2 separate regions of the Homo sapiens genome follow, and region 1 is linked to region 2. Evidence: chromatin loops called from intact Hi-C (ENCODE). Cell type or tissue: adrenal gland. All regions are shown on one strand. Each heading gives the region's core, and the rest is flanking DNA. Links, peaks and the distances in the headings are about the cores only. Region 1 overlaps PPP1R37 (protein phosphatase 1 regulatory subunit 37). Region 2 overlaps CLASRP (CLK4 associating serine/arginine rich protein).

The links. A loop is a pair of places that touch in the nucleus more often than their neighbours do. Peaks named below come from ENCODE experiments on the same cell type or tissue, not always from the same donor. Only the 100,000 strongest peaks of a DNase experiment are listed, where the experiment ranks them.
Region 1: a loop joins it to region 2, with 2.8 times the contacts of the local background. A loop is called at or near these places in 3 of 110 quality-filtered maps.

The regions. Positions count from the first base shown.
Region 1 is chr19:45,137,353-45,148,748 of GRCh38, reverse strand. PPP1R37 (protein phosphatase 1 regulatory subunit 37) reads right to left here. Exons shown (of 13, transcript NM_019121.2): 2 at 10,138-10,235; 3 at 8,468-8,513; 4 at 8,143-8,243; 5 at 7,308-7,427; 6 at 6,538-6,688; 7 at 6,291-6,446; 8 at 5,116-5,228; 9 at 3,754-3,895; 10 at 3,489-3,655; 11 at 2,700-3,396; 12 at 2,269-2,359; 13 at 1,464-2,178. The coding sequence ends at 2,277. Among named protein-coding and RNA genes, the nearest start is that of NKPD1, 18 kb to the left of the region's middle. RefSeq lists enhancers at 10,289-10,861, 11,040-11,139. In adrenal gland, for the core only: no CTCF peak of the experiment used is centred there; no DNase peak of the experiment used is centred there; H3K27ac peaks cover 1,481 bases.
Region 2 is chr19:45,054,355-45,065,750 of GRCh38, reverse strand. CLASRP (CLK4 associating serine/arginine rich protein) reads right to left here. Exons shown (of 21, transcript NM_007056.3): 6 at 9,217-9,301; 7 at 7,853-8,001; 8 at 6,387-6,483; 9 at 5,284-5,362; 10 at 5,124-5,197; 11 at 3,556-3,597; 12 at 1,524-1,739; 13 at 1,121-1,408. Among named protein-coding and RNA genes, the nearest start is that of ZNF296, 16 kb to the left of the region's middle. RefSeq lists an enhancer at 8,408-8,477. In adrenal gland, for the core only: a CTCF peak has its summit at 6,098 (motif pointing right); a DNase peak (open chromatin) is centred at 6,100.

The sequences.
Region 1 (11,396 bases), core at 1,379-9,378, 83 kb before region 2:
CTGTCCCTCCCCTAGCATACCTCACATGGGGTGGGGAGGCAGACGGCCAGCGGGCTGGGTGAGACCCCAACACAGCTGCCTCCACAGAGGCTGAGACCATGAGCAACGGCTAATATCGACCAAGGGCCTCTGAAGATCGTTGGGGCACTGTGCTGACCCAAACCAGGCGAAGGACAGAGGTCTCTCAGTACCTTGATGCAAACACCTCACATGCCCCGGCCCCTCACCAAGACGGGCTGGATCCACAGTGGCCAGGAGGGGGCCCCTTCTTCCCTTCACCCATGGCCACATCGCACATTAGCAGAGCTGGGGACAAGCTGGCTGTGCAGGGATGGGAAGAGTGCTGCGGGCTGCTGGCGGCTGTTCTGTGTAGCTTCCCTAAGTCCCTCGCCCAAATAAGAGTCCTAGCCGTGGCTGACCTGGGGAGCAGTTAGGACACTTACAGCTGCAAGGGACCAAACAGCAAACCAGCAGTGGCTTCCTAAGGTGTTCCTCCCAGAGGCCAGGGTGGCTGGGGGCAGGGGACTCCCTGGTGTGTGCAGGAGCTGAATGACACCAGGGCTCCAGCCTGCGACTGTGGTTCTCGTGATGTCACCACAACGCCTCCATCCATGTCAGCCTCCCACACGGGAAACAAGGGGATGGGTGGCCCAGAAATGCTCGTTTAGTAATTTTTTTTTTTTTTGAGACAGGATCTCACTCTGTTGCCCAGGCTGAAGTGCAGTGGTGCAATCACACCTCACTGCAGCCTCAACCTCCTGGGTTCAAGCGATCCTCCCAACTCAGCCTCCTCAGTAGCTGGGACTACAGGCACACGCCACCACACCCAGCTAATTTTTGTATTTTCTATGGAGATGGGGTTTCACCATGTTGCCCAGGCTGGTGTCAAATTCCTGGGTTCAAGCAATCCTCCCACCTCAGCCTCCCAAAGTGCTGGGATTACAGGTGTGGGCCACCATGCCCGGCCTGCTCCCCCCTTTCCTAAAGGGAAAAACAGACCTCTCAGAAATCCGCAACAGCACCCCCATGGCCCCCCAGGCCCCTGCTGGCAAAGGGGAACAAGCCGCCCACCAGGCTCCTGCAGTGCTGGCTGGGCCCGGGGCATACTCCCACCTGCACAACACCTGGGGCTGCCAGGGACAGGCTGGGATCTGTTCCTGTTGAGCGATGGGCGACTGGGCAGAGCCACTCCATATCCAGCATCCTGAGACCCTAGACCTGAAGCCAGGAGGTATCTGGGGCCTGTCTCTCCCTGCAGAAAGGATGGGTGTAAACTCGCCTGGCTGGGAGGTGACCGTACGAGACACCAGAGCATGGATGCAGAATAGACGGGACTGTGGGGGAAGACGCAGTAATGCCTGACCAGTGCCCTGGCAGATGCTCTGTAACCAGGAGCTGTGATGGCCTCCACCCAGCCCACCCCCAGCAACCACCTCCAGGATCCGCACGAAGCAGACGTTGGGCAAAGTGAACCCAGCCCCAGTTTATTAGAAAAGGTGTGAACAGAGTTGCACCGACAGGAGTAGCCCCAGCCCTCTGCCCACCCTCACCCACACCCATGCCACTCGCCCCCAAAGGGCTGTAGTGCCTCTCAGGGCGCAGCCTCCAGTGGCCTGGACAGCAGGGTCCCGGAGTGCCGGCTGCTCCCGCCCCAGCTCCCTGATAGATTTATTGCACTTGAGAAAAAGAAAGCTCTGATCCTCTGCTCCCATCCCCCCACCCTGCCCGGCCTGCGCTGTCTGGGGCTGTTCTGTGCATCTCAACCACCACCAGCACGCACCGCCTCTCCGGCACCAGGCTGCCTGCCCGGCCCTGTGCCCGGGGCCACAGGGGACCATCCCACCACCACCCAGGACGCCTGCCCTCCGCAGGGCAAGCCTGGCCCCTCCAGAACAGGCGCCTGATGTCCTTGGAGACCTCCTCCTCCTCCTGCTCCCCCTCCTCCCATTCACCCCCAGAGTCTTCCAGTGCTGGGCTCATAAATAGAAGTGCTTGAGTCACGCGCGGAGGGCCACTCCCTGTAGCTCCTGCACCCCTTGTAGTGTTGCTGTGGGGGGAGGGGGGCCCCAGAATGGCCCCCACCCCTGGCATCCTGGGCCTCAGGAAGGCTGGGGGGAAGGTGAGCAGATTCTCATGGCTCTGGCCTCAGCTCATCGCAGACCGACCGGAAAAAGGGAACTTGGGGAGGAGAGATTGGGGGAGAGACTGTCAGAGCCAGAGGCTCTCTCAGCTCCTCCCGAGTGCTGTGGGCCCCGGGCCTGGCCTCACCTAAAGTGTCACAGTGTCTCCTGCCCGGATTCCTGACTGGCTTCCAGAAGCAGCTCCTCGAGCTCCTTCTCGTTCTTGGAGCAGCTCAGTTCTGTGTGGGAGGACGGGCCAGCACCCCCGTCAGGCGGGTGGGGCAAATACAACCTGTCCCCAGCCCGGCCCCAGCCAGACCCTCAGGGCCTGCAGAGTGCCCAGAGACCGCTGAGATGGTCAGGCTCAAGGCAGCACACCTTACATGCCCCCCCACCCCAGGAAGAGCTCCCAGGACCCAAGGGAAGCAGGGTGGAGATGAGAACTAAGCCCCACTTTGCTGGCCCCTGCGAGAACCATTTTAAAGAGGGGGAAACTGAGGTCCACAACAGGCAGGGGCTTGCCTGGGGTCACATACAGCACCCAGGGCCCCTCAACACCTGCCCTAGGGCCCCTCTCACCGTGCTCCAGGCCGCAGCTGCCCCCCTTGACCTCAGGCCCCGGGGGCGGCTCAGGGGGCAGTGCCAGGGCGAACTCGGGCTTCAGGCCGTTGGGCAGTGGTGGCCCTGACCGAGGCGGCTCCGGTGGTGGCTGAGGCTCAGAGGACCCTGTGTCCCGGGTGTCAATGGCCCCGGCTGGTGGTAGGGAAGGTGAGGCGGGTGGGGAGGGAGGGGGTGGGGGAGAGGGAGGGGTGGGGGACGCAGGGGGCTCTGCCCTCTCGGGCGGGCTCTCCACCCGGGTCACCACAAACACCTTGTGGCCCCGGCCCGGGCTGGACACGGAAATCCGCTGCTCGGTGGGTGTGGAGGGGCTGCCTGGGGGACTCCTGTCCCCAGGGCCCAGGGAGTCCGTGGGGGGCACCAGGGCAGGACAGGGGGTCTCGTCCCTCTCCCCTTCCTCTTCCTCCTCTTCCTCCCCATCCGAGTCCGAGTCTGAGTCTGAGTCCGGGCTGGGTGCGGGGCTGGGGGCCCCGTTCTGCACCCCAGCGGCGGGCTCGTCGTCGGGCTGGGGCTCGGTGGCGGTGGTCTCAGGCATGGAGGCCGACAGCTGTGGCGGCTGCTCCTTCTCCTCCCTCTCCCGCGCCAGCACCAAGTTGCGCTTGCAGCCGTTCTGGATCTCGGCCAGCAGCGCCTTCTGCGTCTCGATGAAGCTCTTCACCTGTGGCGGGAGCGCCTGGCTAGGGCTCTCAGGCCGGCCCCACCACCCGGCCTTCCGCCCGCCCCAGGGCTGCAGGACCGTCCCCTGCTCACCGCCTCTTTCTTGGGTTCACGGTCGAGGTCCAGGCGCAGCAGTGAGTGGTTCACCTTGAGGGCCAACGACAGTGCCATGAGCCCGCCTGTCTTGATCTCGTTCTCCCGAAGGTCCAGTCTCAGGAGGCGGGGGCTCTCAGCGATGAACTCCGCCACCGCCACCGCGCCTGGGGGGGCACCGCAGGGGCTGGCCACGGGCCCCACACCCGGCTGGCCGCCCGGCTGAGCCCACCAGCCCGCACCCTGGCCCGGCCCCGTACCCTACCCTCGCACGTGAGCTTGGTGGAGGCCAGCCCGAGGCGCAGCACGCTGCGGTTGCTGATGAGCCCGTTCTTGAGGTGCCGCACACCCTCGTTCCCGATGGGGTTGTGGCCCAGGTTCAGCGTCTCCAGGCTCTGAGTGTGCGGCTGGAGGGAGGGGGTGTGAGGGTGAGGAGGAGGCCGTGATGGCGGAGGAGACCCAGGAGGCCAAGTCAGGAAAGAAGCCGGGAAGAGAGCCAGGCCCGGGCGCTCCTTTTCTTTCGCGCGCCTGCGTGAACACCGGCGCCGTCCTGCCCTGCCGCAGGCCTGGCCTGAAGTCCCTCCTGTGCCTGAAGTCTCCCCAAATGCCAGGTCCCCCGTCCACTCCCAGCTCCCCAGGCACCCAGTCAGTCCCTACCCCCCACAGCCTGGGCCCCTGGCCAGGGCCTGGACCTTGAGCGCCCTGAAGCCCCCAAGGAGGGCAACTCTTATCCCGGGGTTTGAGCACACGAGTGCTCGCCCTGAGAGTCTCTGTACCTGAGTGGCTTGCTTTAAGCACCACATAAAAACTGAAAACCAGGCACGGTGACTCACTCATAATCCCAATACTTTCGGAGGCCGAGGTGGGGGGGATCACTCGAGGTCAGGAGTTCAAGACCGGCCTGGCCAACATGGTGAAACCCCGTCTGTACTAAAAATACAAAAATTAGGCCGGGCGCGGTGGCTCACGCGTGTAATCCCAGCACTTTGGGAGGCCGAGGAGGGTGGATCACAAGGTCAGATTGCGACCATCCTGGCTAACATGGTGAAATCCCCTCTCTACTAAAAAAATACAAAAAAATTAGCTGGGTGTGGTGGTGGGTGCCTGTAGTTCCAACTACTCGGGAGGCTGAGGCAGGACAATGGTGTGAACCCAGGAGGTGGGGCTTGCAGTGAGCGGAGATCGAGCCACTGCACTCCAGCCTGGGCGATTGAGGCTCCGTCTCAAAAAAAATAAAAATAAAAAATAAAAAAATTGGCTAGGCGGGGTGGCGGGCACCTGTAGTCCCAGCTACTTGGGAGGCTGAGGCAGAAGAATGGCTTGAACCCAGGAGGCGGGGGCTGGAGTGGCTGCAGTGAGCCTAGATGGCGCCACTGCACTCCAGCCTGGGTGACAGGATGAGACTCGGTCTCAAAAAAAAAAAGGAGATAATGAAAGAAGGGCTCCTCCTCAGGGAAAACAGGCACAGAAGCTGAATGAGGAAGCAGGTGGGGCTGAGTTTAAATCGTCTTGAACCTGCAGGATGGGCAGGACAGGAGCCGTCAGCTAGAGGCAACTGTGCTGAGAGCTGGAGTGGGAGGTGGCAGCGGGGACCGAGGTGCCTCCCTTCCCTGCCAGCCTGACTCACCAGTGTCATGCCCAGGAAGGCCATGCCTGTGTGCGTGAGCTGGTTGTTCCACAGCACCAGGGTCACCAGCCCCTTCCTCTGCTCCTTGAGGCCCTCGCAGATGTAGGCCAGACCTGGAGGAGGCCGGCAGTCAGAGCCCTGTCTGGGGTCCGGGTGCTTCCTGGGGAGGGGACTGCAGGGTAGGAGCAACCCCCTCTGCTTAGGACCTCCATGGAGGCCCCGCAGTCCCAGGCCTTGCCCTGCAGCCCTGCCTCGGCCTGGCACCCCTGGGCACACATCTGTGACCCCTGGGCCTGGGTGCCTGGATGACAGCCTCCACCAGATGCTTCTGATCTTTGCTCAAATGTGACCACCTCTGGCCCACCTCACCTCACAGCCAGCTCACTCCCACCCACAGTCACCACTGTCTCCCTCCAATGCAGATCCCACCATCTGACAGGCTGGAGATTTCACTCATCTTATCGTTGTCTCTCTAGACTGGAGTACAAACTCCCAAGGGCAGAGCCCTGTGTCTCCCTCCGAGCTGAGCCCAGGGGCCGACAGCCATGGCCCTTGGCAGGTGCTCAGTAGAGTGGGGTCTGGGCCTGCCACCTGGGGACACAGTGACCCACCCCACCCCTCCAGGATGCAACAGGAACGCCTCCTTTGACGGCTCCCCATTCTCTGCTCAACCCCCAGCATCAAACACCAGAGCTCCTCCCACTGCACTCACTGCTCCCGCGGTCTGGACCCTTTCCCAGGCTTCTCACAAGGCTGGTTCTGCTCCCAGCCTCCGGATGGAAGCCCAGAGGCCCCGCCCCACGGTGGTCTTCCCTCCTCTCCCATCTGAAAGCAGCCTCTAGCTGACCCTGTTATGGCAGCAACACTGCTTTCTTTTCAGATTGTAATTATTCACTTCGCCTCATCCTGCGGCTGTCAGCTGAGCTGTCTCCTCCTCCTGGAAGCCCTCCCTGGCCCCCAGACTGATCGGACCCCGCCTCTGGGCTCCACCAGCCCAGTCCTGCCCACTCTAGGTTGTCACTGTCTAGGGCGGGTCTGTCTTCCTCCTGGGAGCCCCAGCAGGACAGCGTTGGGGTGGTCTTGGCCATGTCTGTGTCCCCAGCACCACCTAGCGCAGGGCCGGGCAGAGTGGGTGCTGGGTGACGGGTGTGGGTGGGGTGGGCCACTGCACCCACCCGAGTCTAGCACGTGGTTGTTCCGGAGGTCCAGGATCTGCAGGGAGCAGTTGAACTTGAGCAGGTTACCCAGCTGGGCCGAGTCCTGCAGGCCGTTGAGCTTGTTGTCCGCCAGGTACAGCTCCCGCAGGTTCATGTTCATCTTCAGGGCCGTGGCTGGGGACGGGGAGGGGGCACGGTGACTGGGCAGGCCCCTGCCCCCCAACAGGCTGCACATCCTGCTCACCCTCCCGGGCTTGGGGCTCACCGAGCAGCATGAGGGGCCGCCCCGACAGGCTGGCGTTCTCCAAGTGCAGCACTGCCAGGCTGCTGCGGATGCGCAGGGCACGGGCCACGAAGGGCGCCGAGTGGTCCAGCAGGGGCGTGTTGCGGGCGTCCAGATACTGCAGGCAGCTCGTCTGCAGGGGCAAGAGGACAGGGGTGAGGCACTGGCTCAGGCCTGCCCCAGCACTCCCTGGCCCCAGGACCGCCCCAGCACTCCCTGGCCCCAGGACCTGTGCCCCCATGTCTCAATGAGCAACGAAGCCACAGCTGTCGTCTGGCTATGTCGCCTTGTTTTACAATGGGGGTAACTGTGGCTGGGGAGGGAAGGCTCAGCCTGGGGTCCTGTGGGTGAGCGAGGCAGGGCTGGTGGCAGCCAGGATCTCCAACTCCTGTGTGGCTGGGAGGTTACCAGATAGCCCCGTCCCGTCCCTCCACCCAGCCTTCACACAGGAGTGACGTGGGGATGGCGACCATGGCCACCTCCAAGGGGATGACATTACAGAAGGATGACATTACGGAAGGGAGAAGTTGGAGGTCATGAAATGCCTCGCAAGGAGAGAAGGGGCCAGGGGGCCTGGGGGCCAGGACACCTCTCGGCCCTGTTCTCCTGGCCTGAGGGCCAGGCCCAGCATCCCCACAACAGCCCACACTCAAGAGCTCATGCAGTCAGAGCCTACGGGCCATGCCCTGAGAAAGTGCCTCCCCGTGCTGGGAGCCTGAGCTGCCTCTTCCTGGAAGCCGAGAGGCGCCCACCTTGCGCATCATGTGGGCGGCCGCCTGCCAGCCCCGGGTGCCGATGTGCTTGTTGAAGGAGATGTTGAGGTGGGTGGCCGACTCGTAGTACTCGATCATGTCGAAGAGGGCCGAGGCACCCTGCGCATAGAGATTCGGGGGCTCAGCCTCAGCTCTGGGCTGCCCTGGAGGAGAGGCGTGGGCCCTGACACCGGGCCCCACCGAGAGACGATGGGTCCAGGGTCTGGAGAGAGCCACACGGGAGAGGAGGACAAGCACAGACAGGGCCCCGTGAGCCACGGGGACAAACCCTTTCCTTCTCTGCTGTAGTCAGTTTTGTTTTCTGTCACTTGCCCTCCAAAGTCCTTGACTGACGTGCTGAGTGACCAGGACAGGCCTTGGTGTTCCTGAGCCTGGGCCTCAGTTCTCCAGGTCCCCTGCCCCTGGATCCCGACACCTGGGGTGCCTGGGGACTCCCAAGGCTGAGGAGGTGAGGGCCCTTGGGCCTTGATGGGAGGCTGCTCTCAGAATGCTTCCCAAGCCCACCCTGTAGGAGCTGGACCCTCCAGCGTGGTTCCTGAAAGGGCTCCTGGGGGCCACACGCCTGCCCCTCAGCCCAGCTCCCTAAGGCTCTCCTTGCTTATGAGGGTGGGCCATAGGTGCCCCAACGCGCCCTCCACATCCACTCTGGTCATATTGGATGTCTCCCTCTTGCCCTGCAAGAGGCCCCGCCCTTGCGCCACCCCTCAGCCTTTGTCTAGGGGACCCCCTCCTCCTGCAGTGTCCTCTCCCCACCCAAACCTCGAAGGGGCCCGGGAGCTCAGGGAGCCAAGTGGGCGGTGGCAGGGCCGCTCACATCTTCATCCAGGTTTGTCTGCTCCAGGTCCACGACCTTGAACTGCAGCCTCTTGAAGACCTCTTCCAGGGCCTCACAGGTCTTGTAGTCAAGCTTCTCACCTGGGGGGAGACAGCAGCCGTGCGCATGTCTAAGACAGTGCACCTTTGCATGGCTGGAAGGGCCCTCTGCCCCCAACCTCCCACCCCCCACCAGGCCCAGCCCCTGCCCTGGCTGAGCTCAGCTCCAGAAGCCGCTAACCCCAGGCAGGTCCTCAGACCCAGCTCTAGGGAGCCCCCGACCTGCCCATGACCCAAGGGCTCTCAACCCCTAGCCAGACACACACCTTTCAGGTCCAGACAGTCGAGGCGGTGCCCGAGGTCTGTGAATTCCTGAGAAAGTAGAGTGGGGTTAAGGCAGGAAGACACTTGAACAGGGGGGCAGCCGAGGCCCCAAATGGCTGCTATGCCTGAGGTCAGGCAGGGTTCTGGGGTGGGGTTTGGGCGAAGGCACTGAACAGAGGCTCAGAGGCCACCCACCAGCTGGAACCTGGGGTACAGGGCCTTAGACAGCGAGAGAACTCTGCACCCACACAACTGAGGACCAGCCAGCACTGCAGCCAGGCAGGCCTGGGCGAAGCCCTCTGCCCCAGCGGGACCGAGTGAGGGAGTGGGCCCAGCATCTCTGGGTATGTCCCAGCAGAGGAGGGAGTCTGTGCAAAGGCTGTGAGGCAGGAAATGAGCCTGGGAAGATGGCAAGGCTGGGCACAGGAGGCTTCTTGGTGAAGGCAGGGCCTGGGGCCCAGCACCCAGTCAGAACCCACCGTCCCGCAGATGCCAGCACCCGCGCTCTGAGCTTACACACATCACCTGCAGGGTGGGTGCTGCAGGGCTGGTCTGAACCAGGCCGATGGGGTCCAAGGACCCACCCTCTCAGCTGCCACACTGAGCAGCCACCCTTCCTGGGACCTGACAAGCCCCTCTTCTGGAATGTTCCAGAGAACCTACCCTAACTCCAGTGAACACTGATGGACAAGGAGCGTGGTTGCTTCCAGCACAGCTGAGGGTACAACAGCCCGAGGACAGGCAACCCTGGAACCCTCGGAACGAGCGGTGCTTCACTGACTAGGCGCCAGGCCGGGGCCCACAGGAGAGGTGCCGAGGGAGGGGGCTGGGGGACCGGCAGGGTGGGAGAGCGACCAAATGGAAAACCAGCAGGTACCCCTCAATAGCCACCTTGCCAACGCACAGAAAAGGCCAGGAAATGCCGAGTGGCCAACAACGGGGGTTCCCGAGGAGGGGGCCTTGGGGCAAGAGATAAGAGGTGGATTTGGCTTTTCAGATCTGTAGTATTTTTATTTTTTTAAATCTGAGGATATGTGTTATTTCTGTAATTCTGACTTTTATGAATATGCTGGGCATGGTGGCTCATGCCTGTAATCTCAGCATTTTAGGAGGCTGAGGTGGGCAGATCACCTGAGGTCAGGAGTTTGAGACCAGTCTGGCCAACATGGCGAAACCCCGTCTCTACTAAAAATACAAAAAAAATTAGCTGGGCATGGTGGCGTGCACATGTAATCCCAGCTACTTGGGAGGCTGAGGCAGGAGAATCGCTTGAACCCAGGAGGCAGAGGTTGCAGTGAGCCGAAATGGCGCCACTGTACTCCAGCCTGGGAGACAAAAGCGAGACTCCATCTCAAAAAAAAAAAAAAAAAAAAAAAAAGAATACATAAATTTTGTAATTCAGACTCACAAGAATCGTAGATATGCCTCTTCCCCAGGGAACAGCGTTTCTTTTGGGGCTGACAGATACCTGAATGTCTTACTTTATAGAATTCTGTGCTCTTCAAATTTATGAAGAAACTGATTCATTCTCTAGCTGAGCAGCAGGCTTTCAAAGATGTATTCATGAACACCTGGGGCTGGGGAGTGGGAGGCCCTCTCCTGCTGGGCTGGTTCCACCCTAGGGCCCCCCTTGACACCCACACCGGACGCACCCACCCTGTCCCGCCCATACCTGCAGCTGCCTGAGGAGCTTGGGGATCTGCCTGCAGTTCAGCTTCTGGCAGGCCTGCTTGTAGGCGCCGATGACCTCGTCCACGGTCACATTCTGGGCTGCAGGCACAGGGGACCCAGGCCTGTGACTGTCCACACCCCGAGTCCTTCATGGGGCTCCACCCACTCCCGCCCTAAGGCCTCTGCCCATACTGCCCTCTTCAGCCCTCCCCCAACAACAGGCTGCCTGAGCTCTGTCCTCCCTTTCAGGCCCCCCGCTGGCCACTGCCCGAGGTAAAGTGCCCTTGGGCACCCCCACCCCAAGTCACCACTGCCCTCCACGCCTCACCTCCGCTCCAAGCACCTTCACACAAATACACAATGAACAGCACACAATCTTTCTACACATCAGCCACCTCCCCTACTAGCCCGGGAGCCCAGGAGGACAGGACTGGGGCTGTCTTGGTCACCACCATGTCTCCAACACTGTCTCGGTGTTTTGTTTGTTTTTGAGACAGGGTCTCACTCTGTTGCTCAGGCTGAAGTAAAGTGGTGAGAACATGGCTCACTGCAGCCTTGACCTCCCAGGCTCAAGCATCCTCCCGAGCAGCAGAGACCAAACGCTTGCACTGTCACGCCCAGATCATTTTTATTTCTGGTGGAGATGGGGTGTCACTATGTTGCCCAGGCTGGTCTCGAACTCCTGGGCTTCAGCAATCCTTCTGCCTCAGCCTCCCAAAGTGCTGGGATTACAGGTATGAGCCACTGTACTTGGTCCTTGGTTTGTTTTTTTTTTTTTTGTATTTTTGTATTTTTGGGTGAAAGAATGAATCCTCACTTCAACCCTATGAGGAAACCAAGCTCAGAGAAACAACCTTGCCCAAGATCACACACCTGGTATATATGCGAGCCGGGCTTTGAACTCAGCTCTCAACTACAATGCCACGTGCCTCTCAGGATCCCCACTCCCAAAACACTCTCAACAGCTAAACATCGCCGTACGCTATTCAGGGCCCGGCCCCTTGACGCAGGACACAGAAGCAGTTGGAAGAGACAGGCCTGGTCCCGGGTGTTCCCAGGCTAACAGGCAGTGGCTCCCAGCATGAATGAAGGGACGTAGCCCAAACCCAACAGCTGCAGCCCCGGTCCCTGGAGGGCCACAGCCGCCACCATGCGGAAGGGAGGGCTGGGCTTTCTATCTACACAGATTTGCCTTTTCTGGACATTTCATTAAAATGGAATTGAAACTGTGTGGCCTTCTGCGGTTGGCTTCTCTTACTG
Region 2 (11,396 bases), core at 1,641-9,640:
TGCCCTGCAGTCTATGCTCCTACCAACCCAGCGTCGCTGCCCTTCCCAGGGCAGCCCTGACCCCAACAGGCAAGGGGACCGGAAGGGGGTGGACCAGTCCCCAGGTGACTTTATTTTCTAAACCATCCCTAGAGCTAGCCTCTCACCATGTCGTCTCCAAAATGAAATGTCTTTTTTTTTTTTTTTTCTTGAGACGCAGTCTCACTCTGTAGCCCAAGCTGGGGTGCAGTGGCACAATCTCGGCTCACTGCAACCTCCGCCTGCGGGGCTGAAACGATTCTCGTGCCTCAGCCTCCTGCATAGCTGGGACTACATGCGCGTGCCACCACGCCCAGCTAATTTTTTTTTTTTTTTTTTTTTTTGAGACGGAATCTCACTCTGTCACCAGGCTAGAGTGCGGTGGCACGATTTCAGCTCATTGCAACCTCTGCTTCCCGGTTTCAAGCGATTCTCCTGCCTCAGCCTCTCAAGTAGCTGGGACTACAGGCGTGTGCCACCACACCCAGCTAATTTTTTTTTCAGTAGAGACGGGGTTTCACCATGTTGCCCAGGGTGGTCTCGAACTCCTGAGCTCAGGAGATCCGCCTGCCTCGGCCTCCCAAAGTGCTGGGATTACAGGTGTGAGCCACCACGCCAGGCCAAAGAGCTGTCTTGATTTTTTCCACCCGCTTCGCTTCCCCATCCGCTCCTGGCCACACAGGAACGCGCCCCTCCCCCTCCGCAAGGGGTTTCCCAGCCCTCAAGGCCCGGACCCGTCCCTTCAAGCTACAGAAAACCCTGGAGCGTCCATGCGCTTTCTACTCCCCTCCACCTGGAACCCCTGACAGCAAAAACAGTCTCCTGAGGAGAGAGAGATGCACAGTCTCCTCTCCACACCCTGTCGTGGAAAACAGCGGCTGGGATCCACCTCCACTGCCACCAGAACGCGCACGCAAACACCCATGCCTTGCCCTTTCCAACCAAGGGCTTCCTGCGGAAGAGCAGTGGCCTGTGCCTGTCCCCTTAGATGGGGTGTTCTCTGAGCTGGACGGCCAGGTTTCCTCCCTCTGAGCACCTTCTCCCCAGGATCGGAGACCGCGCCCCCCCAGCCCCTCCCACCTCCACGCCCAGCCACACACACCTGCTTCTGCGCCGGGGCCCGTAACCACCACGCCGGGCGGGCGAGCGGGAGTACCGGTGTCCGTCTCGGGAGCCCCCACCTGAGTGCCGCCGGCCACGGCTACGGGACCGGGAATAGCGCCGGGAGCGGGAGCGGGAGCGGGACCAGGAGCGGGACCGGGAGCGGGCGTGGCGGCCGGAACGGTAGTAGCCCCCACCACGGCGAGAGCGGGAGCTGGAGCGAGAGCTGGAGCGGGAGCTGGAGGTCCTCGAGGCAGAAGAGGAGGAGGAGGAGGAGGAGGAGCGGCGGCTGCAGGCGGGGCACGGAGGGCCGGTCAGCGCAGGCCTGAGCCGCGGCCCCCCTCTGCCCCGGGTACCCCCCATGGTGACCGGGGCGTAGGGCGGGCGGCGTGAGCGTTACCGACCGGGCGCTGGCATTACGTCCCGGGGCGGGGCCGCCAGGCTGGGGAGGTGCGGGGGGCTTCCCTGTGGTGACTCCTGATGCTGCTGCGGCAGCAGCGGCTGCGGCTGCCTCCTCATCGCTGCCCCCAAAACTGGTGATGAACGTGATCTTCTCCTCGCGGCCCGGGGTCGGGGAGCGGGAGCGGGAGCGGGACTCTGAGCTGGACTCCGAGGGTGACCTGCGGGTAGGGAGGAGGAGGCTCACTAGCTCAGGCTCCCGGAGCCTCTTCGGGAACAGCACACACAGCAGATCAACAGCAGCGCCAGCGCGGGCCACAGCGACCCGGGAAACCAGGCGGGTGGATGGAGCCTGGAGGGCAGTGGAGACCCAGCTCTGGACAAGGACTTGACTCACAACCATGCAGCCTTCGCTAAATAACCAGGAAGGACAATGACACACAACTGCTCTGATTTTATGTGGCTATGAAAAATGGATGAGCAGGCCGGGCGCGGTGGCTCACACCTGTAATCCCAGCACTGTGGGAGGCCGAGGCAGGCCGATCACTTGAGACCAGGAGTTTGAGACCAGCCTGGCCAACAAGGCAAAACCCTGTCTCTACAAAAAATACAAAAAAAATTTGCCGAGCATGGTGGCGCGCACCTGTAATTCCAGCTACTCAGGAGGCTGAGGGCACGAGAACTGCTTGAACCTGGGAGGCAGAGGTTGCAGTGAGTCCAGGTCACGCCACTGCACACCAGCTTGGGCAACAGAGTGAGACTCCGTCTCAAAAAAAAAAAAAAAAAAAAAAAAAAAGATAAGCAGATCTCTGTACAAAACACAGAAAAGTTTTACTCAAAAGATACATGGATAATCTGGGAGGAAAAAGCAAGTTCTAAAACACTGAGTGTGGTGCAATTCTATTTTAGTAAAATAAAAACAAAGTGGCCAGGTGTGATGGCTCATGCCTGTAATCCCAGCACTTTGGAAGGCCCAGGTGGGAGGACTGCTTGAGGCCAGAACTTCAAAACCAGCCTGGTCAACATGGTGAGCCCCATCTCAATATTTTAAAGAAAAAAAAAACAAACGTGTTTTTTAATATATAAAATTTTAAAAATAAAAAGAAAGTATCTGATATTCCTGACACTCCCATGTATGGAGCACTAACCTACACCTTTTATTTCCCCAGAAGCCATTCAACACCTTATCTCATCTAACCTCGACCCACAGCCCCATGAGGAAGATCCCATTCCCACCCCCATTCCGAAGAGGGAACTGGGCTTCAGAGAGCTATGGAGCTTGGATGAGGGGGACTGGGATCAGACTGAGCTTGGTCCCTCACAAAATCCCTTCTCCAACCACTCTTTCATCCACGAGACAACGACCTGTGCCCAGCGGTGCTACTGAGTGCCCGTTATTTCCCACTGGCCACTTCTGGAAATTGAGATTAAAGTGACTTGATTTCTCAGTCACACTGTTTTGCCATATTTGGTCATTTTTACCACAAGGCTGCACTGTATTTAAATCAGAAAAATAAAATAAAGAAGCTTCAAAGATAAAGAAAATTTTATTGGCCGGGCGTGGTGGCTCACGCCTGTAATCCCAGCACTTTGGGAGGCTGAGGTGGGTGGATCACGAGGTCAGGAGATTGAGACCATCCTGGCTAACACGGTGAAACCCTACTAAACTCTACTAAAAATACAAAAAATTAGCCAGGCCTGGTGGCGGGCACCTGTAGTCCCAGCTACTCAGGAGGCTGAGGCAGGAGAATGGCGTGAACCTGGGAGGCGGAGCTTGTAGTGAGCCAAGATCGTGCCACTGCACTCCAGCCTGGGCGACATAGCGAGACTCCGTCTCAAAAAAAAAATTTTATTTAAAACTGGGAAAACAAGACAGTGATCTGGAAAACACAAAAATGATTCAGACCCAGAACATATCATGCAGTCTGTGATCTTGGGGTGGCCTAGCAGGGTGAACCTCCCATCCCCTCCTCAGCACCCCTGTCCCCATCAGGAGGCTCCCTGTCTGCTATTCCCTGGTCCTCCAGAGCAACTTACCGCTTATAGGGGTCATAGGTGGGGCTGTCTCGGCGGGCATAGCTACAGAGAAAAGAATGGGGTGGGACAAATTAGGGCTTAAGATCTCAGCAGTCATGAATTTGGGATAAGCCCGCCAACCTGAGGACCCAAAGCTAGGTACCTGGCACAGTGAGGGGGCTGCTGACCAGGTTGGGGGCCTCCCCTTAATTCCTCCACCCACCCCCACCTCAGATCTGTCCAAAGCATGAACTTAAGCCCCACCCTACAATGTCCTAGACCCATCATGACTCTGAGGAACTTGGACTTCAGCAGCTCTGGTTCTGCTTGGCCTCCTGACCCTAGAATGAAAGCATCCCTCCTCCCAATCCTTGTCTCTGGCTCTCACTGGGTCCGGGCTTACTAATGATGATGATGATGATGATGATGATAAGATTAAAATAGGCTGGGTGCGGTGGCTCACGCCTGTAATCCCAGCACTCTGGGAGGCTGAGGTGGGAGGATCACTTGAACCCAGGAGTTTGAGACCAGCCTGGGCAACACCGCAAAACCCCATCTCTACTAAGTATTTTTTATTTTAATTAGCTGGGCGTGGTGACGCATACCAGTAATCTCAGCTACTAAGGAGACTGAGGTAGGAGGATCGCCTAAGCCTAGGAATTTGAGGCTGCAGTGAGTCGTGATTACACCACTGCACTCCAGCCTGGGTGACAGAATAAGACCCTGTCTCTGGGGGAAGAAAAAAAAAAGAGAGACTATCACAGCTGAGGAAACTGAGGCCCAGAGAGGTGAAGTCACTTGTCCAGCATTACGTAGCTCATAAAGGAGGAAACTGGGATCCAAACCCAGGCCCTATGGCCACCCAGCCTGGGCGTTCCTGCACTACCCTCTGTGTGCCTCTGTGCCACCGCTGACAGCAATGACGATTGGTGCTATTCTTTAAGGAATGTTTCCGATACCAACCGCTGAACCTACAAGTTGTTTAAGCCTTACAGGAACTCTCAGTCACTCTCCTTTAAGAGATGTGGCAAAAAGAGGCATGGGTTTGCACAGGGCCTCTCCTCAAGGCCTCCTGACCCAGGCTGGGCTTTCCTCTCCAAGCCAGCCTGCCTCATCCAAACCTGTCCCAAGACCTCCCTGTGGGGACTGCCCAGCCCTCTCTCCAGGTAGGTGATAATGCCTTGTTTTCCAAAGGAAAAAATTGAAGCTCAGAGAGTTCGGGAAGTCACTTGTCCAAACTCCGACACAGGAAGAAGCCAAGCAGCAGAACTGGGTGAGAGTCCAGGGCAAAGCCTGTGCCCTCTCTGCCGCCTTGGTGAGAGCCTTATGCCGCCTGTGCATGGGCTCCTGGGAGTCTGGCAAGGGCCCCCAGTCCAGTAGGGTGAGGGGAGGGGCTGGCAAGGAAAGGAGTCCACATGGCCCTCAAGGCCGTTCCTACCTCTAAACCTTCACGATGGCCATGCATCGCCCCACTAGAAAGACTCCTTTCTCAAGTCAAATGCCTGCCTCCAAAGAGCTTTCTCAGGCCCTAAGCCCCTGCTCTCCTCCCCCAGATGCCAGCAGGGTGGGGGTTCAGGGAGAAGCCCTACCTGGGTGGGCTGATCTTGCGACCCCTCAGCCGCTTCTCCCGAAACTCTCTCCGCTGGCGTCGAGAGCGGCGTCCCTGGAGTAGGGTGGGTGCCAGGTTGGTGAGGGGGTGCCCTCCCTGTGACACACCCCTGTCCCCTTCCACTCCAGCCCAGACCTCACCGAGTACATGGCCTTCTCCTCCTCAAGAGCCTTGGCATGCTTGATGGCCTCTGCCTCCTCCTTGTCTTTCCGGAGCATCCTATAGAGGTGGGTGAGAATTAGGGTGGAGGATGGGGCAGGCCACAGGGTAAGGAGGACACAGACTGAGTCATCAGAGAAAGTGAGGGACCTGAGTCACCCCACGCCAGCCTGAGGTATCTTTCATTCAATGCCACTTATCAAGCACCCTCTGTGTGCCAGGTGCTATCTTAGGTATCAAGAACTGAGCACTGAAAAAAAAAAACAGAAATCCTCACCTGCACGGGCTTACATTCTAGGGGAGAAGATAATGAGCAAGGGAATAAAATGTGTGGTCCATTAGATGGTAGAGCAAAGGCAGAGGAAGCTGCAGTTTTCAAGAGGGAGCTCAGGGAAGCCACACAAAACAGGGTATCTAGAGAAAAACCTGGGGGAGCAAGCTGCAGACGTCCAAAGCGAACAGCAGACAGAGTGGCCCAGGGGCTGGCCCAGGCCTCTGCACTTGAGGAGCAAGGAGACTGTGCAGGCTGGGCAGCGGGGGATGGTGGCGGTTGAGAGGACCAGATGGGTAAGACCTTTCGGCCATGGTGAGGACACTGGATGTTCCTGAGGGAGGTGGGAGCCACAAAGGGCTCTGGGCAGAGGGTGCCATGCTCAGGCTCCGTTTCTGGTTCACTGCCCAGTGAGCTGGGACCATTCTGTGTGGTCTTGTGAGCTCAGCAGGGGGTGTGGCTCAGGGTAGAGGTACAACCAGCAACTGCCAGGATAAATAACCAGGGAATGAAGCCTCTCCACTAGAGGGCGCTGTCCCCCAGCCTAGGAATCCCCAGAGCTTCGAAGAGTCAGATTCGCCCCAGGTCGCACTAAGTAGGGCAGGCTGGGTGACTTGGGTGCAGCCTGTTTCTGCACAGATGAAGTGGGGCCACGACCACCATAGGCTCAGGGACCTGCATGTGTAAAGTCCTGGGCCCAGGGCCAGGCACACAAATGCTCACAAACAGGATGGCTGTCAATACCGGGAGTAATAGTGAGATGCCAGGGTGGGGCCCACAGAATGGGTAGGGGTGTCAGCAGGCAGGCCTCACCTGACGAAGTCACCGTCGGCCATGCCATAAGTCGTGGCCTGTTTGTTGAGATCTGCCACCTGCTCCTGGTTCAATTCATCCACGTCCACCTCCACGTCTGCACCAAGAGAAAGGCTGTCAGGAGCCACGGCCGAGCGAGAGGACAGGGGAGAAGGGGCAGTGCTCCAGGAGGCGGGGATGATGGGGCGCCCGCCAGACTGAGGGATTCTTCAGGAAGGGATGGCATCAAGTCTGGCTCATCTTGGCATGCCCTAGGCTGGCACTGGGCTTGCCAGAGGTGAGCACAACACACAGTGGACAGAGGCAGCTCGGGGACAGGGCTTGAAGGGGCAGATGAACGGAGGGAGGGAAAGAGAAGGGAGAGATGGACGGATGGGTGCAGGGATGGATGAAGGGATGCAGGGATGGATGGATGGATGAATGGAATGGAGGCAAGGAAGGAAGGAGGGATGGGTGGATGGAGGGAGGGAGGAATGGATGAGTGAGGCGTGTGGTGGGGTTGACGTGAGAGGGAGGACTGAACAGGGGCGGAAAGATGGCGGCTGGAGATCACGGTGGGTGGCAGGCAGGGTGTGGGTCACAGGTGTTTGGAAGCAGGGCGTGTGATAAGCCAGAGGAAGGAGGGCTGGGCGGAGGTCAATGTGTGGCTCCACAGAGTGTGAATAAAGAGCCAGCTACTGGGCTGAGCGCGGTGGCTCACGTCTGTAATCCCAGCACTTTGGGAGGCCGAGGCAAGTGGATCACGAGGTCAGGAGTTCAAGACCAGCCTGACCAATATGGTGAAACCCCCGTCTCTACTAAAAGTACAAAAATTAGCTGGGCGTGGTGGCGTGTGCCTTTAGTCTCAGCTACTTGGGAAGCTGAGGCAGGAGAATCACTTGAACCCAGGAGGTGGAGGTTGCAGTGAGCCAAGATCATGCCACTGCACTCCAGCCCGGTAACAGAGCAAGACTCCATCTCAAAAATAAATAAATAAATAAATAAAAAGAGCCAGTTGCTGGAGTAAGAACCAGGATGAGAAAAACAGAGAGACTTGGGGGTGGTTTGATCAGTGGGAATCCAGAGGGGAGGTGAATGGCAGAGAGGAGGGTGAACAGATGCCTGGCGGATGGGGGCTGACTCTGTAAGAGGATGAACACTTGTTTTCCAGAGGAGGGAAGAGAGCAGGAGAGAGGGGCAAAGGCAGAGAGAGGCCGGCCCAAGTGGAGGAGAATGGAGCCAACACCTAGGAGGGGAAAAGATCATAGAAATAGCACCCTAGAAATGAGAGATGAGTGAGGCAGAGGAAGGCCGGAACGGAGGAGGACAGGAGTGAGACAGGGGCAGCAGGAGGCTGGTGTGCCCTGGGGCGGGGTAGGGAGAGAGACACGGTTCGTAAGCACGGGGTGCCCCACAGAGGGTGAGGGACGAGACACAGAAACGATGCCCAGGGACTGCAGGTGGGGAGGGCAGAGAGGGGACCCCACCGATGTCGGGGATGACCTCATCTTCGTCCGAGTTGCTCTCCTCCTCGGCCGCTGACTCCTCCTCCTCTGGCTTTTCTGCCGCCTTCTCTACCTCGGCCACCGTGCTGTCCTCGTAGGTATAACCGATGGAAGCCTTCTTCTCTGCCAGCCTGAGAAAGGGGAGCTGGTAAGCCAGGGCCGTGCCCAGTGGAGATGAGGGCCCCAGGCTAGCCCCACACACCAGTCTCGAGTGCCACGGCCCCCTCCCCTCAGGCTCTCCCTCAGCCTAGGACCCTCTGCTCCTGCCCACACCCAGCTCCTCCCTCTTCCTCCACATCTGAGCTCTAGGGCCCCACCTGCCAAGAAGTCCTTGACTGGTACCCTAGGGTGGGTCAGCACTGTCCTGAGCTCCCCAGCCCTGCCTTTGTTGGGTCATCTCTGTTGGGGAAGGTCTGTCTCCCGCCTAGACCATGAGTCCCACAAGGGCACAGCCCAGAGTCCTCCTGAGCAGCCAGGTGCCCCAGCTTTGCCCTGAACAGAGCAGGGCCTGAGCAGGATCCTGAGGCTGGGGCCGTGGACGAGGGCTGAAGTCTCCAAGAAGCTCCCAGTACAGTCCCATGGGACCCCTCCCAGTGGAGGAAGGCGGCAAGCAGTCAGGGGTAGCAGGAGGGAAGGTGTCACTGAGGGAGCTGCCCAGCCCCGAGCCAGGGCTCCAGGCTACCGTGCACCAGGGCAACAGCAGCTGGCCTGGAGGAGAGCTAAGCCCTGCAGAGGGAATAGCGTGTGTGAGGGCGGGAGGCCTGCACTCATCAGACTGAGGTGGAGAAGAGAGAAGTGAGACTGCTCGGCCACTGCTCCTCAGAGGCAGCTGCTCCAGGATAAGGCCCGGGTCTCCCCAGCTACTCCTTGAGGGACGCGGCTTTAAGAAGCCTCTCTCCAGAGTGACATCAGCTAGGGCTGACTGCAAGCTCACTACATGGCAGGTGCTGGAATAGGTACTTCACAAGCCCCATCTCCTGCATGCCTCCCAACTCCAGGCAGTAGGGCCTCCTGCCAGCCCCATTTTACAGGGAAGCACAGCAAGGCTCAGACAATTCCCACTCAGGGCCTCACAGCCAGGACTCAAACCCAGGGCTGTCTCACCACAGGGCCTGCACCTCCCACCACTTCCCAAGCTGAAAATGTAACGCAGAGCCCTCGGCAAGCCGGGGCCCCCTGACAGGGCTTCTTCCTCTACACAGTTATTAATTGAGCACTGACTGTGTGCTGAACACCATCCTTGGTTTCGGGGAGACCCTGGTGGACAGGATGGAAGAGGCCATGCCTGGCTGGGGCTCCCAGCCCTCCTGCCTCCTCAACCCCCTGCACCCCAGACCCCGACTCACTTCTTCTTCTCATCTTCGCTGGGTCTCTGGAGGCCTCCGTACAACTCATCAATGTAGATCTGGTACAGGCACTGCTCCTCTGAGACTGCAGCAAACAAGAGACCCCAGGTCAGAGTGGGTTGGGGACACTAGGAATTCAGTGGGGGAACACAAGGGTGCGGTGGGGCAGGAAGACAGGTGCAACCCCAGTGCACCTTGGGGGGCAGTCACCACTTCCAGATAATCAAACTATGTCTGGTGGGACACAAGCAACTGCAGCAGAGCCTTGGACACACGACCTTGGTCAAGGGACTTAACACATCTGTGCCTCAGTTTCCTTTTCCGTAAAATGGGACCACGGGCAGAGTGAGTGCCTGGCCTGGTACTTGGGCACTCTACCACCATTCTCACTGTTTCTGGAGGCCTCTGGCTGGACCCTTCAGAACCATAACCTGCTCCTGAGTGCCACACGCCATTCTGACTGCACAGGTCACTCCACTGCATGCCTCTCTGTGGCTCATTTTAAGTTAGGTGTGGGCTGGGATGACCTGGGCTCTCCTGCACCCCCAACACCCAGCCTGGGGGACTCAACAATGTACCAGAGCCTTCCTGATCTTCCCTGCAGTGAGACACGTGTCCCTGACTCGCTGTGGGACAGTGGGTTGTAAGTCCCCTTCCTTCCTTCCCTCCCTAGGCCTCAGTTTTTCTTTTCTTATTTTTTTAAGACAGAGTTTCACTCTTGTTGCACAGGCTGGAGTGCAATGGCGCGATCTTGGCTCACCGCAACCTCCGCCTCCCAGGTTCAAGCGATTCTCCTGCCTCAGCCTCCCCAGTAGCTGGGATTACAGGCAGGCGCCACCGTGCCTGGCTAATTTTGTACTTTTAGTACAGACAGGGTTTCTCCATATTGGTCAGGCTGGTCTCGAACTCCCGACCTCAGGTGATCCACCGCCTCAACCTCCCAAAGTGCTGAGATTATATGCATGAGCCACCGTGCCCGGCTGGCCTCAGCTTTTCTATCTGGAACAAGAGGTGGGCAGGCTGGCAGGCCAGAAGGGGATGTAGCACGGCCCTTCCTTGTTCTAGCAGATACCCCAATTTCTACTTGTTGTCTCCAAAGCCCAAGAGAGGCCCTGCTGACCCTGTCTTGCACAAGCGCCCTCGCTCTCCCTGCTCCAGCCACACGGGCCTTCTCTCTGCCCCTCCAGTGTGCTCACAGTCCTGGCTGACACAGGGCTTTGCACAGGCTGCTCTCGGCCTGGAATCCTGTGGCCTATCCGTGCCTCCCAGGGAGCTTCTATCCAGGACTTCTGTCCTATTTTTCTCAGAGAATGGCACACTGTCTGTCACATCACCTTGGTTTGCAATTGGCATCACTGACATTGATTATGGAGCTGCTGCCCTCTCCCCTACCATTGCCACACCGCAGGTGTTCAATGACTGTTTGTGGAAGTGAATGAATAAATGCAGAGTGAGGCGAAACTAAGGGGAACCCTGGCTCTACCACCAGGAAGCCATGTGGCCTGGAATGATGGCAAAAACAGTATCAATTATAACACATGTCCCTGATTCTAAGGCCTCAGTGATCACTAGAATTTTGGCAGCCTCTGATTTTAGAAAATCAAAAAAGCATCTATCTTAGAAATAAACAAATACTGGACTAGCAAACCCACATGGAGGGCTGACTGTGCCAGGCTCGGTGCTGGGGTTTTATACACATCATCTCACTCAACTCTTACAACCACCCCACGCAACAAAATCAACACCACCACCCTTCTCGAGGAGGAAGCCGAGACCTGCCAGGTGGTAAGGGACAAACCCAGCAGAGAACTCCATCCTTCCCTTAACTCCACAGGGAATCCCAAGAAAGGGAATCTCAAGTCCTTCTTGGTAGGTGAGTTAGGAGCTTTCCATCAACAGGGAGCAGTGGTTAAGGACACGTGGAGAATCCCAGCTCCTTGGACAGGGTGTTCCCCCTCGACATTCTTGTCTGTAACATGGGGTGATGGCCAGGCGCGGTGGCTCACGCCTGTAATCCCAGCACTTTGGGAGGCCGAGGCGGGTGGATCACGAGGTCAGGAGTTCAAGACCAGCCTGGCCAAGATGGTGAAATCCCCGTCTCTACTAAAACTACAAAACTTAGCCGGGCATGGTGGCATGCGCCGGTAATCCCAGCTACTTGGGAGGCTGAGGCAGGAGAA